Linked DNA regions of Homo sapiens: region 2 is linked to region 1. Evidence: read pairs that join two places in POLR2A ChIA-PET (ENCODE). Cell type or tissue: PC-3. All regions are shown on one strand. Each heading gives the region's core, and the rest is flanking DNA. Links, peaks and the distances in the headings are about the cores only. Region 1 has its middle 330 kb from the start of BCKDHB. Region 2 has its middle 6.4 kb from the start of LINC01526.

What was found. ChIA-PET counts read pairs that join two places held together with the same protein. Peaks named below come from ENCODE experiments on the same cell type or tissue, not always from the same donor. Only the 100,000 strongest peaks of a DNase experiment are listed, where the experiment ranks them.
Region 2: POLR2A ChIA-PET joins it to region 1 with 6 read pairs; 1 of 35 experiments calls an interaction of 5 or more read pairs at or near these places.

Annotation. Positions count from the first base shown.
Region 1 is chr6:80,434,714-80,443,882 of GRCh38, reverse strand. It overlaps a transcript of BCKDHB not described here. Among named protein-coding and RNA genes, the nearest start is that of BCKDHB, 330 kb to the right of the region's middle. RefSeq lists an enhancer at 4,345-5,544. In PC-3, for the core only: no CTCF peak of the experiment used is centred there; DNase peaks (open chromatin) are centred at 3,612 and 4,942; H3K27ac peaks cover 3,257 bases.
Region 2 is chr6:81,803,205-81,812,373 of GRCh38, reverse strand. No RefSeq gene overlaps it. Among named protein-coding and RNA genes, the nearest start is that of LINC01526, 6.4 kb to the left of the region's middle. In PC-3, for the core only: no CTCF peak of the experiment used is centred there; DNase peaks (open chromatin) are centred at 5,053 and 5,383; H3K4me3 peaks cover 649 bases; H3K27ac peaks cover 1,789 bases.

The DNA.
Region 1 (9,169 bases), core at 826-8,825:
ACATATGGGATCTTATACAACTATCTGTTAGATGGACCCTCAGTAAACTCACATTAACTATCACATGGACACTCAATGCAATTTGTGGTGAATAGCCTGTAATCCCAGCATTTTGGGAGTATGCAGCAGGAGGATTCCTTAAGCCGGGAGTTTGAAACTAGCCTGGGCAACATGATGAGACCCCATTCCTACAGTTAAAAAATATATAAATAAATAAATGAAATTTGTGGTGAAAAAGTAAAAGGCTAAAGTATAGAAAACTTGCTTAGTGACCTAAACAAATAAGAGTTTGTTTTGCCTTACCAAAAAAATCCAAATATAAGCAGCTGTTACTGTTAACTTACCTGCTCAGTGATAACATGAATAAGAAGCTCTTCCCGCTTTTCACTTCATGTCCTTAACATATTGGCTTTTCATCCTCATGTTTCTTGCCCCATGGACAATGGATGTATGCTTCACTCATGTGTTCACATTCAAGGAAAAAAGAGAGTCAGGGATGGTCCCAGCCATATTCCTACTTTATCAAGACACAAAATTATTACACAAAGGACCCCCGCCCACCACCCAGCAAATTCCACTTTATCTTATTGATCAATACTTAGCCAAATATCCATCCTACTCTATAAGGAAGATATATTAATAGAAAGAGAGTATCTGTTTTTTTTCAGCCTCCCTACTGGCAAGGAGAAGGAAATTGGCAATGGATGTTGGTGTCTTTCTTGGTGCTCTTGAGGAGGTGGGAAAAGGGATGCTTAGAGCCATATGATGGCCTTGACAGTGCCCTTTGTCTGGCTGACTTTTGCTGATTTCATCAGCCTTTCTGGATGACTTAGGCTCATCTTGACCCTGAACAGGCTTCAGACCCCAGCCACACACTGATATCTCTGTCATCCACTGCCCAGATGGCACAGCCTAATGCCTTTACTGTGGAGTTGCTCATTCCCACTACAATAGCTGCTCATTTCCACATTACACAGAAGGAGGTGCTGAGATGCACCTTCTTCTGCCTAATCACACTCTGCTATCATGTTTATTTGTAATATGGATCTACCACTCAATTGATCTGGAGACAGCCTGCAAGTTATATCCTTTTAGAATAAGACAAAAGCTTCCTGGTTCTTGGAATTCCATATTTTGTCCAGTATCCCAAAGATACTCTCCCCTCACTAGCTTAGCCTTGAGTGTGTTAATGGGGAGGGCAGTGAGGGGACTCTGATATCTTCTTTCCTCAACCTCTTTCTCTCTTCTCTATCCTCTCACTCTCAAATGCCCCTCTGTAATCATTTTCTTCTTTCCTCCAGGTCACATTCTTCATCTTCCAAATTCCATTCTCATGGCTAAGCTTAAATACTAGTCAGATGGTCTCTTCTATACATGTGGTGTTTTAACTATACAGTTGATATATATACATATCACATACACATATACAGGTATGTTCACAACTATACACATATATTAGCAACTATTAAAGAAACAAAAAACTGATATGATAATTTAGTATACTGTTGTATAATTTGATTGTGAAATAGGATGGTCTACTATAATATAAGTATTATATGGTCTACATGTGAATAAAAGTGTTTCAGAAGTTTTGAACATGAAATTGTACTAAATATTCAAACTATATTAGCCAAGTATAATTTAACTGTGATGATCTAAAAGACCCTGTAGGCTCTTTTCTCATCCAAGATTATCATTACGAACACTAACTGTCATTGTGTGGTATATCTGTGAATACATTATTTAGTTGATGTTTTAGATTGACTGAATTGAAGATAAGTTAACTATACAGTTTCGCACACTTATTTTTGAGTAAATAAGTTTTAATATTAAGGTTAGCTGTCTTTTTCTCAGGGACATTTCCCTGACATATCCAACTAAATTATATTTTTCATTTATATGCTCTTATTGCACGCTATATTTGTTCTTTGTATCATTAATCATATTGTAATTGAATAATTGTTTATGTAACTGTTTAATATTAAGCTCTCCTATTCCACTGTAAATGCCACAACTGTAGGGACTTTATATGTCTACTTCAGCATTTATTCCTATCATCTAAATGCAGTGCCTGGCACTTAGTAGCTATTTGGTATATATTTTTTGGCTGGATAAATAAGAGGTCAAATAGGTTAAGAACTGAGAAATGTCACTTGAATTTAATAACAAACATGATGACAGCAATTTCAATGAATTAATGGGAAAGACATGAGACCACAGATAGGTAAACACTGCAAAAAAGCACTGAGGAACCAGAAGGAAAACCAAAGCCAAAGTTACTAACTTTATCTAAAATGACAAAATCTTTGTCTGTTTATTATATGTTATTTTAATTAAAAAATTAAATCTAAAGTGTCAGGCAAAAAATTACTAAATTATTTTTATTAAATTGACCATTAACATGTCTCTGAGAATCAACACAGAGAAGACCTTTATAAGTGGCAGGTTCTCTTGTGATATTAACCTCTTTCAGTTTTGCTTGCACACTTGTTTTGAGCTCTCCAGAGTTTGGCAGCCAAGAGGACATACATACACATAACAGAATAAGGCAATATGTTCAATTTGGTTACTATGAACAAATTGAAGATGTGCCATAGAAACTGTCATTTGGATATTTGAATAAAACTCCCACTTAAAATTGGGTTAAGATTTTTCTTTCAGGATGCTATATGCACATTTTATTTTCTTTCTGTCCTGACAGAAAGGACACTTCTTTGTATGTTTCTTCTCTGCCTTTAAAGGTGATTTTATTATTTTAAGTGTCTGTTTTAACCATCATGTGAAGTTAAAGACAAGAATGGAATGACCTTTAGTTTCAGAGCCATAAATATTTCAAAAGAAATAGACCTTTTGAGCTCAGGAAAGGTGTGTCAGATGAACAGGTGTCACTGTAGGTTAATGAGTTGGCTTTCACCACCAGCCACCTGGACTGTAATTTGGGTTGGGTCACACATGTGCATGAAGTTGGCCAATTTAATCCTGGCTCTCTTGGAACTGTCTCCATATTAGAAAGCCATCAAACAAAGAGTCCACTCCGAACCTTATCATCAGTCTCCTAAAGAAAGATTGGGATTGAAATGGCAAGAAAATTAAAGCCCAGGTCCTTCGGCAGGCAGTTGGCAGGCGCACAGTTTTCTCTCCATACAGTGCTTCTCATTAACCAGCTAATGAGTCCTTAGCGATGACTGAGTGACTCAACTGAAAGCAGAACAATGATAAGTGAAAGGGAGTTGTAGAGACACACGTTCAGAAAAAAAAAAAAAAATGTACCAAGCTAAAAACAGAAGTAAATTACATCTTTAGTTAACAAACATGGGCATGTGGGGTGTTTATGAGCAGAGAAGAGACTGATCAGTGTAATCTAAGAACGGCACAGGATTGAGGTATGAACAACTTCTCTAAAAAACCAACAGAATTTAAATCCATCAGGGATCTTGCAAAAGGCATATGGTAAAGAAGCTGTCCATCCATTCTCTTCCTGTGATTCTTTTTATGTGACATTCACTTATTATTTATGACTGTGCTTAAGGAAGCCATCTGGTAAAGTTAGTCATAAACTACCTGCTCCTCTCTGTTTTTTTGTTGAGTACTTAGTCATTGTATTACCTTTTACACAGTCCTTGGCTCATGCATACATTTCACAGACTACCTTCTTTATGAGGTCAGAATGAAGCAGGCCACAGGCTGAAGTCCTGAAGTTACCTTTATTGGTATTTAATTGTGGGCTCCCATCTCATCTAACATCCTGCTGCCAGGTGTGGCAGAGAGTGACAGCACCTCAGAAGCACATCTCTACCAGTAAATCTTGATCACATTTATGCATCTTATATTTCTGTCATTACTGTATTTCCAAAGTGTCCTTTTCACATGGCCATTTTATTGCTCCTTTTGAGTTCCAAAGTTCTCTGACTTCATCTCTCAGTGCCAAAAAAGGCATTATACTATTCTGTTGGTCTTATCATCTTCCAGAAAACAATAATGGCTTTGTTGTATGCCTTTAGTTAAATGTGTTCATTGTGCCAGCAAGACAGGAGTTAGGCATGTCTTCTAGTACAGACTTAAGTCTAACTAGAGAGGGTTTTGGCCTCCTCTATTCTCTATCCCAGGCCCAGCTTTAGAATTGATTTCCCCTGCTGTAGAGCATACATTTGGTGCATTTTATTTCTAGACATTAAATTCTTCTTAGGCTTACTTGTGTATACTTTCAAAATGTTAAGTAGTTACAAATTTGTTTTTGTTTAGCCCTTTAAAAAGTGGCCCAGGATTAAAGTAATGAGATGAAACTAATACAAACTGAAGGAAATATGACAATTTGAGGTATCTTGGGAACTTCGTTTTAAGTCATTGCAATATTTATAGAATATTTCCACAGATAAGAAGAAATGCTTACTTACTTCAGATGACCTAGGATGGACCAAATAGTTGTAAACACTTTAAAAAATATTATTGGAAGAAAATTTCTATGTAATTTAAAGCTCATATATATAAACATTGCCTTTTGAATATGTCAATTTCTATCTTCTCCTGGATTTGCCTTTATGAAATGCCATCTTTTTTATTTAGTTCAGTTATTTGAATATTACTATGACATTGGGGGCAGTAGTAAATGCGACTGAGTTCCACCAAAATCTGTTCTTCCCTTTTGCCATGAAAATAAAATTGTGATTGAGTCGAAACCTCTGAACTAGGTTGTATTTCTCAGCCTCTCTAGCAGTTAGATGGACAAGTTCTGGTTAATAGAATGTGAGCAGAAGTGATGTGTCTGGGTCTGGAAATTAAAACATTCAGCAAAACTCATTAAGATGTTTTCTGTATGTGGCAGGGGTCCAGCTTCATTTGTATCCCAGAGGATGAGGGAGCAATTAGGTTGCAGGAATCTATCTCTGAATGACTGCATATAGCTGATCTGTCCCACCCGTCTGAGTTATTCAGATGGAATCTGTCTCTGAATGACTGCATATAGCTGATCTGTCCCACCCATCTGAGCTATTTACTTCCGCTCTGTTACACAAGAAAGACACTCATTTCTGCATTTGTTAAGCCACTGTATTTTGGATCCTTTTTGTTATAGGAGCTCATCCTCAAATACAACAAACACAGATGTAACCCCATTTAATCAGAAAATGATATGTGTTTGTTATGCTAAAGTTCATGTGTGCTTTTAAATTTTCAGTAGCAAATAGGCTTTGAAAATGTTACTTCTCTAATTGGAGCTAGAAACACAAGTGTATATTTTAATTTTTTTCATTTATATGTAATATAAATATTTCTCATTTACTATCAAGTGCTGATGAGGGTATGAGGAATCTTGGAATTTCATAGTGTGAAATGTAATTGTTATGGTCTTTTTGGAGTTATTTAGTGGTATCTTTTGAAAACAAAAAATTGTATCACTTTTTGGTTCTACTTAGTGAAATCTGTCTTACAGAAATATTTGTACACATGTAAAAACATGCATGTAAAAAGACATGAATTTCAAATACATTTTTGTAATAGAAAAAATAGAAACAATGTAAACACCTATCAATACAGTGATGGCTACATAAATTATGAAAAGTCTATGCTATGAGATCCTTGTTAAGAAAGATGAGGAATGTTCTGATATGAGAAAATAACTAGGATGTAGTAAGAACAAAAATACGTTGCAGAACAGTGTGCAAATTATGACATCATTTAAGTACAACTGCCTGTGTGTATGCACTGTGTTTCCTAGTGTGTATGTGATCTGAGGAAGAAACCGAGGCTGAGATAATAGTGCAATTTGCCTTTGTATTCCTTCATTTTCTTCAGTATCCAACATATAATGGAAGCCAGATGTTGACCCAGATATAAAGAGTTTCATCCTTTCTATTATCCAGTGCGTAATAAGCGACATCCACATGAATAAATACATCTGCGAGATACACAGGACAGGCATAGGAAGACAGTGCACCAAGGTTATCTCTGGCAAGGAAAAGGGGATTTGCAGCATAGATTGGAACGTACAGCAGAACTATCACTTTTCAATTCAATATACTTCTCTGTCATTTGGATTTTTAAATATATCCCATGACTCCTTGACTCAAATATAGCATAACATTAAGAACCACAAAATATTTAGAGTGTTTGATGAAAATTTATGCACCATAGGAGCTTTTTCAGAGTGTCAGATGCTAATGTTACTGTGGGATTTATCATCTGAAAACCATGAGCATCAAAGAAATTAGTCTTAATCTAAAAGGAAGGCTCTGGATCAGAAAGAAATTTAAATAAAAATGGAAAATATTACTTATACTCTTTAAGCAACTTTTGGACTTTTTTTGTGAGAACACTGCAGCTTCCCTGTTGCTAAACTTGGGAATAATGAAGAAAGCCTCATGGGATGAGTGAGAGCTTCTAGGATGAAAGTAGTAACTATGGCTGGGAGATCATTGTTCCAAAGAGAATTGAAGCCAACACAAGGTTAAAATGCTGGCAAGCCCTCTAATTGTGACTTTTGAAAAATGAGGCTCTTTGCAAAAAAAAGGCAGCGGATACATGTTAAGATGTTAGATTTTCAAAGAATGCATACATGAGTAATCTTAAGATGAATGATAATGCTCTGAAGATTGTTTTCCAGAAATAAAAGTTAAAGTGTAATGATATCTTAAACTATTGTTTTAACCATGTAAGAATTTTTTTTTCTTTACTGAACTTTGTGGTGGTTTTAAAGATTTTATTCTGGGAAGTCTATAAGATGAACACTTCTGAGACAGCAGAATTCAAAAGTTTGGAAATTCATAATCAGTTATATTAAATTAAATACTATTTTAAATAGTCTTAAACACTAAGTTAATTAAAATAATGCCTAAATCTTCTTTTTCTCATCTAATAATATTATGGGTGAGTATATTAAAACAATTCTAAAAAACTAAAATAAAGCTTATACCTAGTGGTTATTCCACAGACTAATTTGGAAAATATCAGTGCTTGGCATGAATGATTCTGTTCTCCCAAAGCATTCAGTTGAGTAGTGACAATCAACCTGTAGTTTGGAATGTACCAGTACTTAAAAGGAAAACATATTCTTAGAAAAAGCAATCATGCTGTCAGGCATATATTCAACATATAATCATGGATCTCTACATGGATTTACGGAAAGAAGTGAAATAAACTGTAGATCTTCTTCAAAAGGGAAAGAGTATTAATCAAATATTTATAATATGAAAAGCACTATAAGTAATACTATCAAAATGCCTTGGAATCACAAAGAAAAGGCTTAAAAATTCCTCTAAATTCGCAGTGGTTTCACAGAGGAGGTGACACTTAAACCATTTTTAGGAATGTCTAGGATGATTTCTAAACATGGAAAGGGACAGGTGAAGTAAAAACAACAGTACATGCATCTAACATGCTTAAATACATGGGTAAATGCCATAGGGTAAAAACATGAGATTATAACAGGATAATATTTTGAAAATAAGAATTTTGGCCGGGCCCAGTAGGAGGCCAAGGCGGGTGGATCACGAGGTCAGGAGATGGAGACCATCCTGGCTAACACGGTGAAACCCCATCTCTACTAAAAATACAAAAGCAAAATTAGCCAGGTGTGGTGGCGGTCACCTGTAGTCCCAGCTACTCCGGAGGCTGAGACGGGAGAATGGCGTGAACCCGGGGGGCAGAGCTTGCAGTGAGCCAAGATCGCGCCACTGCACTCCACTCCAGCCTGGGCAGCAGAGCGAGACTCCGCCAAAAAAAAAAAAAAAAAAAAAAAAAAGAAAAGAATTTTTCAGAAAGAATACAAACAAAGTTAATATTAGGTTTTGGGCATATAAAATAGGATCTTGCCAACAGACAATAGATTTGAGAGAATAAAAACTATAACTTCTTTTAATTTTCATTTAACATCAAGCGCTGGGCCTGAGAGATGTTGTAGTTTTTTCTCACAATGTCAACCTCCGCCTCCTGGCTTCAAGCGATTCTCCCACCTCAGCCTCCTGAGCAGCTGGGATTACAGGCATGCGCCACTACAGCCAGCTAATCTTTTGTATTTTTAGTAGAGACGGGTTTTTACCACGTTGGTCAGGCTGGTCTCGAACTCTGGACCTCGTGATCCACCCACCTCGGCCTTCCAAAGTGCTGGGATTACAGGCATGAGCCACTGTGCCTGGCTGAAAAGTCTCTTATGACCTAGGTTCAGAACTCACACACGTTTCACTTCAGCTTCAGTATATATACCAAAATGAGTCACAGTGTCAGCCCAGGTTTAATGAGTGAAGAAATGAACTTTATGTCTTAATGGAAGAGGCTGCAAGTTTGCATTGCAAGATCTTGAAAAAAAGTGGAATAATTTGTGGTAATTTTCACAATCTACCACAATGAAGTAGTGTTATTTCTCCCTATTTTATACATGACAAACTAAGACTAGAATGTTGCACAGTGACTAGAACAAAGTAGACATTCAATAAACATTATAAAATAAAATAATAAAGTTATGAATGAGTTGAATGATTTAATTAGTACATATATAGATAGAGCTATGATTTGGTCCTGGATTGTCTGTCTCCATGTCCTGATTCTTTCCCATTACTTTACATTGGCTCCTAAATATAAATTTAAACAACAAATAAGAGTTAACAAATAACATGACAAATTTCAGTAAAATCAAATTGTGCCCAGCTGTAGACTCCTGTTGCTGGCCATGATAGAGGTTCATGTGACGTAATTGTTTTAAGACATTGGCTAACAGACAGCACAGGACCATGATCCCTAGGATAGGGATAGATAAATAAATGAGATAAACTCTACAATTGCTCCAGTTTGCTGCCTAGAAATAGTTTTCAGTCTACAAAGCTAATTGGAGAAATCCAAACAGAGCCTGGCAGTCTTTCTAAGTTCGAGATTAGAATTAAAGAAAGCCAAGATAGCAAGAATTTGCAGAAAAGAGTGCTGAAGAAGAGAAGCTGCACAAAGAAAAAAACTCCAAAGATCTATGGAAAAACACCATTGAGTTTCTGGCTGATCACAGATCTATGACTGCATAAAAGGAAACTGCCCAAAGCCAGGGAAATAATCCCTGAAAAGCAGTAGGCTGAACAAGTCGTGGAGCTCAAATAGAGCTGGGCATGAACATATTTCCACCAGCCAGAGTAGAGAGATTTCATAATATATAGGAAATTGGGTAGAGTTCCCGAAGGTACTGCCTTAGGAG
Region 2 (9,169 bases), core at 751-8,750, 1.4 Mb before region 1:
CGATAAGTCTGGAGGCATAGATGATGTAGGGATTTGTAAATTGGGTTAAATATTTTGTAGTTTCCTTATTGGGGGCCCTTGAAACGTTCTGTACTGCGGAGATACAGGTTCAGAGAAGCATTTGCAAAAAATAGCAAGGGCTGCAAGTAAATTCAAGGGGACTAAGAATTAGGAGACTATTGGAGACAAAGATTGGAGTTGTGAAAAAACAAATGGGAAAATATTTTAGATATAGCATCTACAAGGCAGCTTAAGATGATACAATACCCCATTCTCTGTGTTGTTGCATTCCATGAGGGAATTAGATGTCACTGTACATGGCGCTTCCAGATTTTAAAATGTGTTATGAAAAAAGAGTATTTTAATATCTTCTTAGAGTGTACAATTTATCACTTCTTAGCCTTGCTTTCCTTTTTAAATTAAACTGAACTTGGCTCTTAAACAAAGAACGGGAGTAGGGAGCCAATGGTAATTAAAAATAAACTGGATTTCTCCTTTTGATCAACACTGGTTTCTGATGTAAGTGTTCTGCAAACACAAAAAATGTTTTATATCCAACAAACAGTTAGAGGTTTTAAGTCAGCTGGAAGCAAAAACAAAAAAAAATTAATATTAATATATCTCATCTTTTTCTTTACTCTGTTGCTTTGTGCATATCTCTGCATGTGTTCATTATAATTTGAGATCTTAAAAGTTGTTAAATCAATTGACGCCTGAAAGTTACAATGTAGTGGAACTTCTAGGGGCTGTACATCACATTTCACGCATAGATTACTGTTCAGGGTCCACTAAACTTCCCGGCATTCAATGCCTTTTCCAGTGAAATCTTAGAGGAGTTCGTGGAGTGCCCTGTGTAGCCATTTTTAGGTTGGCCATGTTACAATATGCCTAGCACAGTCCTAATTTATGCCTGTAACCCTGGCCTAGTTTTAACCTTGCTCCTGTCATTTTCAAAAGTTTCCTGATGTAGACTATGAATCATTTGATCATCCTAGCTGTGAAGGATAGAACAAATGCTTGTGTTGTGAATGGGCCAAGGTTCTCTAAGAAAAAACAGTTCACTTTTCCCTTCCTTCATCACTTTCTGAGTAACTGAGCTGTGTGAGGCAGGATCATGGGCTTCAGGGAGTTGGGATTGGGAATGGCCAAAGGAAAGGAAATTGGGGTAGCAGGGGAAGATTAGAGTTCTAAGACTAGATTTCTCAAAAGTTATTCATACATGATAGGAGTTATAAGAGAGCAAATGAAGTTTATTATTAATAATATACCAGTGGATCTGGGCAAAAATATTGAAACAGGACATTCACTTGTGCTGAGAACCAATCTTAACATCTCACTGGCAAACTGAGTTAGAAACTGCCTAAAATTCCAGCATATCAATGATGAAAATCAGGTCAGGCATGGTGCTCATGTCTGTAATCCCAGAACTTTGGAAAGCTGAGTCAGGAGGATCACTTGAGGCCAGGAGTTGGAGAGTAGCCTGGGCAACATAGCGAGACCCTGCCTCTAAAGGAAAATTGGCAGAGCATGGCGGTGTGCACTATGTCTCAGCTGCTCAAGAAGTTGAGGCGGGAGGACCACTTGAGCCCAGAAATTCTAAGGGGTCAATGACATTTCTGAAGGTGAGAAGTCCAGGGGATAGGAAAGCCAAGTTGGGTGGAAACCTAAGCAGGCAGGCAGCATAGGGAGAGGAAGGAACTGGCCTCAGCATCAGTGAGCTGGCTTTTATTCTCATGACTTATCCTCTGGAGCTAATGACTCCAGCAATCTTAAACAAGTGGACTAATCTCTCCGCGCCTTGATTTTCTGATCTGGGAAATGAGAAGAATCAAGCTTTATTTCACTATATCTCTGACAAAGATACTGTTTTACTTTATAACTGGAAATCTTATTTCAGTATTTTTTTTTCTAGCCAGAAGCTTCTGAAAGAGAAGGAGCAAATCTGTGTCCCTCAATTATTTATGGAGCATTTTCTTAGACTAGGTTACCCCTGGCTAGACTGAAACTTACTACTGCTTGTCGAAAAGAAACCTTAAAATTGTGTTTTATGTATTTTCGCCTTAAAATCCGTTTAGATTCAGATGACGTATGTACTATACAAATAATGACATTGATTTTATTTTTATTTTATTTTTAGAGATAGGGTCTCACTCTTTTGCACAGTTTAGAGTGCAGTGTTGTGATCATAGCTTACTGCAGCTTCAAACCCCTGGGCTCAACTGATGCTCCCACCTCAGCTTCCTGAGTAGCTTTGACTCCAGGTACACAGCACCATGTCCAGCTATTTTTTTTTTTTTGAGACAGGGTCTTACTATGTTGCCCAGGCTGCTTTCCAGCTCCTGGCCTCAAGTGATCCTCCCACCTCAGCCTCCCAAAGTGCTGGGACTATAGGCATGAACCACCATGACTTAGTTGGTTTTGATTTTTGTGGCTTCACAGATTCATCCATAAGAGAAAAAAAGAATCCTATTGAACCCTTGAAAGTAGAAATCTAAATTCATTTTTTGTTACATAAACACAGACTTAACATTTGAGGAACTAACTGGTCTCAAATGCTAGAAGTCAGCAAAACAAGAAAAATGTTGTTTATATTAAAAAGGAAAGCATAACGAGTTTCTGAAATCTGATAAAAGATGTCAATACTGATAGCCCAAAATTGGAGAATTCTTAGAAATGCAAACTAAGTAAATATTCTTTTTAACTCCATTTTCTAAGGCACTAGATCTTTTTATTCCTCTCCCCGCTCATACTCCACAATATAGTGTCTTATGAACAAGAGCCTTGCTTCTCAAATGGGGTTCTAAAATTGTCCAGCAGCATGGATATTAACTGCGAGCTTGTTAGAAACACAGTCTCTTCAGGGCTTACTCCAGAGCTACTGGGTCAGAATCCGCATTTTAACAAACTCTCCTAGTGATTTTCATGCAGTCAGGTTTGAGGAGTACTGCACTGGAGAACATTTGGCTATAAATAGAAGAGATCATAAAAACAACCTTGTCAAATAGAGAAGTAAGTGAAATTAAACTGCCTTGTGCTTGCCACTAAAAGGGGAAATTGTATTAATCCTCTGAGGGTCCGTTTCTTTTTCTCCTGTGTATGCACTGATATCTATTTCCATCTTTCTTTGCCACTTGCTTATAATATCTTTCTCTTTTATATTATATATGATGCTTACATGTAATTATGCTTAAACTGTATAATTGCTATCACTTTGCAAAATTTCAAACTTCCTCTAATATTACTTCACTCTGAAGCCTAGGATATGCTGTGTTTACACAGCCTCTATCTGTTTCCTTTTCTCTGAGACTCCTTCCCCCATTAAAGCAGACATAATACGAAATAGAAGAATGGTTTGGCTTGGGAATGTACTGATTCTGGGAGTGCAGCCATGGAGCAGTGCCAGCCAGAATTGGATGAATGATACGAGGGGTACAGTGAGACCTGGGATCTTCATTATCAAAAGGAGGGGCATATTTTAGTTATGGGCAATACAAAATTTTGCTGCGACATAAACCATAGCTGATGAGAATGTTTGTTTTAATCTGCTTTGAGGGCTGAAATATGACATTCTCTTGGTTGTTAATGCTTTCCGGAAGAATCATAAATGGAAGGAGAGGCTTAGAAATTTCTTTTTCTTTTCTACTACATTTCCAATGATACCTTATAAAGCTTCTTCCCCATTAAAATTCAAATAAAGAATATAAACCCATCTTGATTAAAACAAAAGAGATGAAGTAATACAGTTATAGAGTGAAAAGAACAAAAGCTTTAGAATCAGACAGACTTACTGGAGTTGACATCCCATATCTGTCACTTTACAAACTGTAAACTGTATCAAATTCTTGACCTCTTTGAGCCTCAGATTTCTCATCTGTGAAATGGAGATTGTGATACTTATTTTGAAGAATTGTTTTAGAGAATTAAAAGAGATAATGTATTAGAGACCCTAGAATAGGAACTGATAATTAATCACTCAACTAATATTCATTATCTTCCTTTCTTCCTATTCTGAATCAGCGGGCAGGATTATTTTAATATGACTGGCTAAAAAACCATTGAGAGATAGTCATTGCTGTGATTGAAAGCCAAATTGGTAAATGTGATCTCCACACAGAAATGTTATAAACAGATGCATGAGTATTGTTTGTGCAGGTTACACTGCTGTGCTGAGGGAATAGGGCTGATTAATTTGAATAAACGTAAAGATTGGTATGGTTCTACAATTCTTCTGCAATCTGCAAAAGGAAGGAAAGAACCATAGAAATCCTCAAATGTTTTCCAATATTTAGGCGGGACCCTTCCTTTCTACTGTTTCACTTTTGAAGACTATGCAGAAAGTATTTTTAAAAGGAAAACATTACTGAAATGCATACATGAATATAACTTTTCTATAAAAGTCATTGTTGTCTCATATATTGAGGCATTAGTTTAACATTTAACTATTTATTGTGCCAGAGTACTGAGTTAGGTGTTAGGGATACATGAGTCAACAAAAAGGCCAGTTAATAAATAAATATAATTGCAAATGTTGGTAAGGGGCCAAAGAAGAAAAAGGAGGTTATCACAACGTAGTTCCTTCCTATAACCTTAGTGTTTCTATCTGGAATAAAGTAGCCCTTTTTTGCCCCCTTTTTCTCTTTACGCAAGTTGAGCTTGGGTCCATATATCTCTCATACTTTGTAAAACCACAGCTTTTAAGACATATTTTTCTTGGTGTTTGGGATTAAATTTCATTCAGCTTCCTTAATTCCACTAAATCTCTTTTTAATTTTTCTTCTACAACCTGATTCTAATTGCAAATTTGCATTATATGGGATTTTTTTTTATGAGAAAAGAGAAACTGAGACTAAATTCTAGCTACTTTATCCTTGTCTCAGTAGGTCTACTAAATTGTTCATATTCAGAAAATGGGAGAGCAGGACCATAATCCAGGGACAAAGAAGATTTTGTTTGTCGGTTTACAGCTGGGCCGGCCCCATTCACAGGCAGTTTGTTTAACCAAGGTAAATAGGATTTCAGCTGGATCCTGAAGTGAGCATACGTAGATGGGAGAAAACGTTGTGGTAGATGATGACTCAAATTGCCAATGCCTCTCTATATCCATATCCTTTGACTTCCCAGACTCCCATTAAGAGGTGGAAGTTATTTTCCCACCTCTGAATCTGAGCTGTATTTGTGACTTGTTTTAGTCAACAATTAGGAGCAAGTGAGTTTTATGCCACTTCTAAGCCCAGGCTCCAAGAGGCCTTGTGTTAATCTTGCCCATAACTATGAAAATGAGCTGAGGTATCCCGTTGGCAGGTGGATACATGTGGCTCGATTACCTCTATCACCCCAGACAACAACCTGACTGTTGCCAGACATACGAGCAAAGCCATCCTAGACCAGCTAGTTGATTGTGAATGCATGAGTAAACCCAGTCAAACCTGTTTCAGATGAGCAGGACTACATAGCTGAACCATAAATTCAGAGCAATAAAAAATATTCTCAGTTTTAAGCTTCTGATTTTGAGGCTATTTGTTTTGCAGCAATAACTGATTATAAATATTTGCTACTTGAACGATTCCATGGTTTTCTAAGGTGATGTCCATTTTTCCTTTTCACCATCTCATTTTTGTATGAATTCCACCCTTAGCAAAGTTATTTTATCCTTTGATTGGTAAGAAAATCCAAAGGCAGACGTGTGCAGTGAATGTTTCATAATAAAGCTTTTAGGAAAAAAGCATGTGTATGTGTACAGATATGTATATGTACGTGTGCATATATATACATACTTGTTATACATTTTACATATAAAGTTTATAAATGTAATATAATAAAGCATAACACAAATTTATAAGTAGTAAAATATATAATACCCTTTTGTAAATTCCACGTATCCAATTGATTCTTACAGTATACTTTTGTTATTTTTTGTAGAACTCTTGTATGCATAACCAACTTATGGTTGCAATGCTACCATGATTTCACAAATGATTAGACCCCAATCTGCTACCTCTTTTTCCAATAAATTTGTTGCCATTAAATCCTATAAGTGATTTATTGTTGAGCTATTGCTAACGCTTGTACAAAGTTACGTTCATTAAATTGAAATAGCTTTTGGCTTTAATATTAAGCACAACACACTGTTAAGTTTAATTAGCATTATTAACATTTTCTCCATCATTTTCTTTAGTCTAAACAATCAACAGAATACTAAACCAAGTCCTGATTTGTAGTGTTGGCTCCTTTCTTTCATGAAGCATTGCCATCATGACCATTTTCAAGCTACTAGGGTGACGTCACCGAACACAGAGTGGGGAAGAGAAGCACAGTAGTACACCATCATACAGTATTTCTGCCATGCTGATACGATTGAGTTAAATAGCCTCAAAAACCTAAGTAATATAAAATATAGTAAAATAATTAGAAAGTGATGAGTTTGGGGTGCTTATAACCCTTATTTTTAATATAATTTATTGAATTATAAGTTCATATAATTTTTAATGATGGGCATGTCCAACAATTGGCTTGTTAAATTTCTAAAAGTAATAAAATGACATTCTGGGATGGATGATTAAAAAATAATAAAAATATTAACAATCAAATAAGTTGGCCTTGGCATACCCCTGCTGAAGGACATTGGAAACACCCAATGGTTCTAGGTATATTAATAACTCCCATGCATCGAATGCTCACTAAATCCCAGATACTGTTTTAAGTACTTTAGTGAGGTGATCTGCAGGAGTTGACAGGGAAAATGGAAATCTAGATGACATGAGCTTACATACAAAAGCGATATTCAGTGTTGATGGTGGAACAGTGGTATGGAAACACCTTGGTGATACCAAGATTTCAATGTTTAGAAACTGAATGTGGAACAGAATCTGTAACCTCCTCCAGAGAGTTCCCAAAGGAAATAATATCAATCGCAACAAATTTGACCTTCCATTGGAAGCAGTTTCAGAATTCTACATAGATGGATTTAATGGCAACAATATGGCTGGAAGATAAATTATGGACTCATCTGGAAGCTGAATTTGCATCACAAGTAATGTTTTTACTTCATACATGTTTTGGGTCAATAAAAATAGTGAGTTTCTAATGTAGTTTATGTTCATGCTGCTTGAGTTTGAGAAAGGATCAACTTTCTAGAGATTATTATACTATTACATTGGTGTAGCTATAGGATCACTGATAGAAATTCCAGGGGCCAGCCACTCATCTCTATCAACCCCTTGGTGTCACTGGAATCAAAGTATGATTGCCTTCATCATTGTAGGTGTGTGATAGGACTAAGAAAACAGTGTCAGTGACATAAACTGATGGCCACATTAGGTGTCTCCTTTCCATTTTCATAGTCTTGGTTTCCTGTGACTGAATCTTCCCAAAGTCTTTTGTGAAGCCAAAAGTTACCCAAGGCAGTGCAATGGGCATGCTTTAGCATCCATAAACTTGGCCTCTTGAATTGTTTTCAGCTTTGTTGCACATCTCATCTTCTTTTAGTCTCATTTTCTTTCTCAATAATACTTTCAGTTGGTGTTGGGAAAAAAAATGGTGACAAAGATGCTCAGGAAACTCCAGAACACCTGACACTATGATTCATTCCCAAGTTTTAGATTGTTTTTTTGAGTGGCCTCAGGGGGCATGATTATCCACAAGTGACAGGTACCAATGAGTGTTGTCTGGTGTGGGGAAATGTGTTAGCATATTACATTTAAAAACTCTTCAAATTAATTTATGTATCACTGTTGTGCGTGACTGAAATAGGACTCAACAGTGGGATGTAGGAAATTTGGAAGATTAATCAACATATAATTTTTGAGCTCCTACCACAGGAAGGACATTTAGTAAGTGTTGTGATGAATAAAAAGCTATGTAACATATGTAACACCATTATACCTGCTTTTAGAAATGTTGCAGATTAATTGGGGAGAAAAGATGTGATTATGTGAAAAATCAGAAATAATAAAAGATTAGATAAAGGAGCAGGGTATGGGTTATTTGTACATAAAGTACACAAAGATAATTTGGCACCAGGGTGAATGTAAGAAAGTTTGAAATTTATCCTGTAGGCAATGGGCAGCCATTGAAAAGTTAATGTCTAGAAATGTGGAAGTCAGCTAATGCAGATAAGGCTAGCAGTAGAGTGACTGACAGGGTTGCCATGAAGATACTCTTGCAGAATATTCTGAATTTGATGTTTGACTCTCTCATTTATTAGTTGAATGACCTTTGTCAAGTTGCTCACATTTCTAAACCTCAGTTTCTCACTCCAACAAAAATAGATAATGATAACATTTTTCTCATCATAGCTTTGTGACAATTAAGTGAAATATATAGGCAAAATGCAGAGCACAGTGCCTGGGCCAGAGAGTTATAATAAAAATAATGATCATAATGATCATCATGGTTGACAGTAACTGTTTGGATCACATGATGGGAATGGTAATAAAACTGAATGGGAGGAAAAATGAAGAATGGACAAGATGAGTCCAGATGCAGGAAGCCAGAGAAGGCAGTGTAACAGTGGAGTCTCTGTTTAGAGCCTGAGAAAGCATATGATACCACTAAGGTTTATGGAAAATATGTCAAGCAAGAGAGAGGCAAGTGATTTTTCCATTGTCTCTGGGAAGGGCCGTGTGTTGTCCCCTAAATCAGGTCAGACACAGGCAAGGTCACATATAAATCTTGAAGACTACATTGGGGCGAGGCAAGTGGTGATGGGAGTAGTCAGCAGTGGCAATATGTCAGAGAGCTGGGGTGAGGCAGATCCCCTCATAGGCATCCTGATCAGTCCTGGAAGGTCAGGGGTGTGGTGCCAGCATGAAGGCAACAGAATGATTTAGGCTGCAAACAAAGTGTTATGGATGTCAAGCAGCAGCTGAGCTTTCACTGACAGGTAAAAGTAAAGTTTTAATGAAAGACGCTTTTCCAGGGGAACTAAAAAATTGGAACTCAAGGGAATAAGGTAAAGGAAGATTGTGCATTGGAAGATGTGATGAAATGATGAGTAAGGAGCGAGAAAGAGAAATAAGATAGAAAAACAGATACTAGAATTAAGCATTAAAATAGGAACCGACTCATTGGGAGAAAAGCATGAATCTAGAGCTGGAACTGGAATAGAACACAGAGCAAGACCAGCCATTGTAAACTAAAGGCTCCTCTTTTCCTTTTTAAAAATTGTATT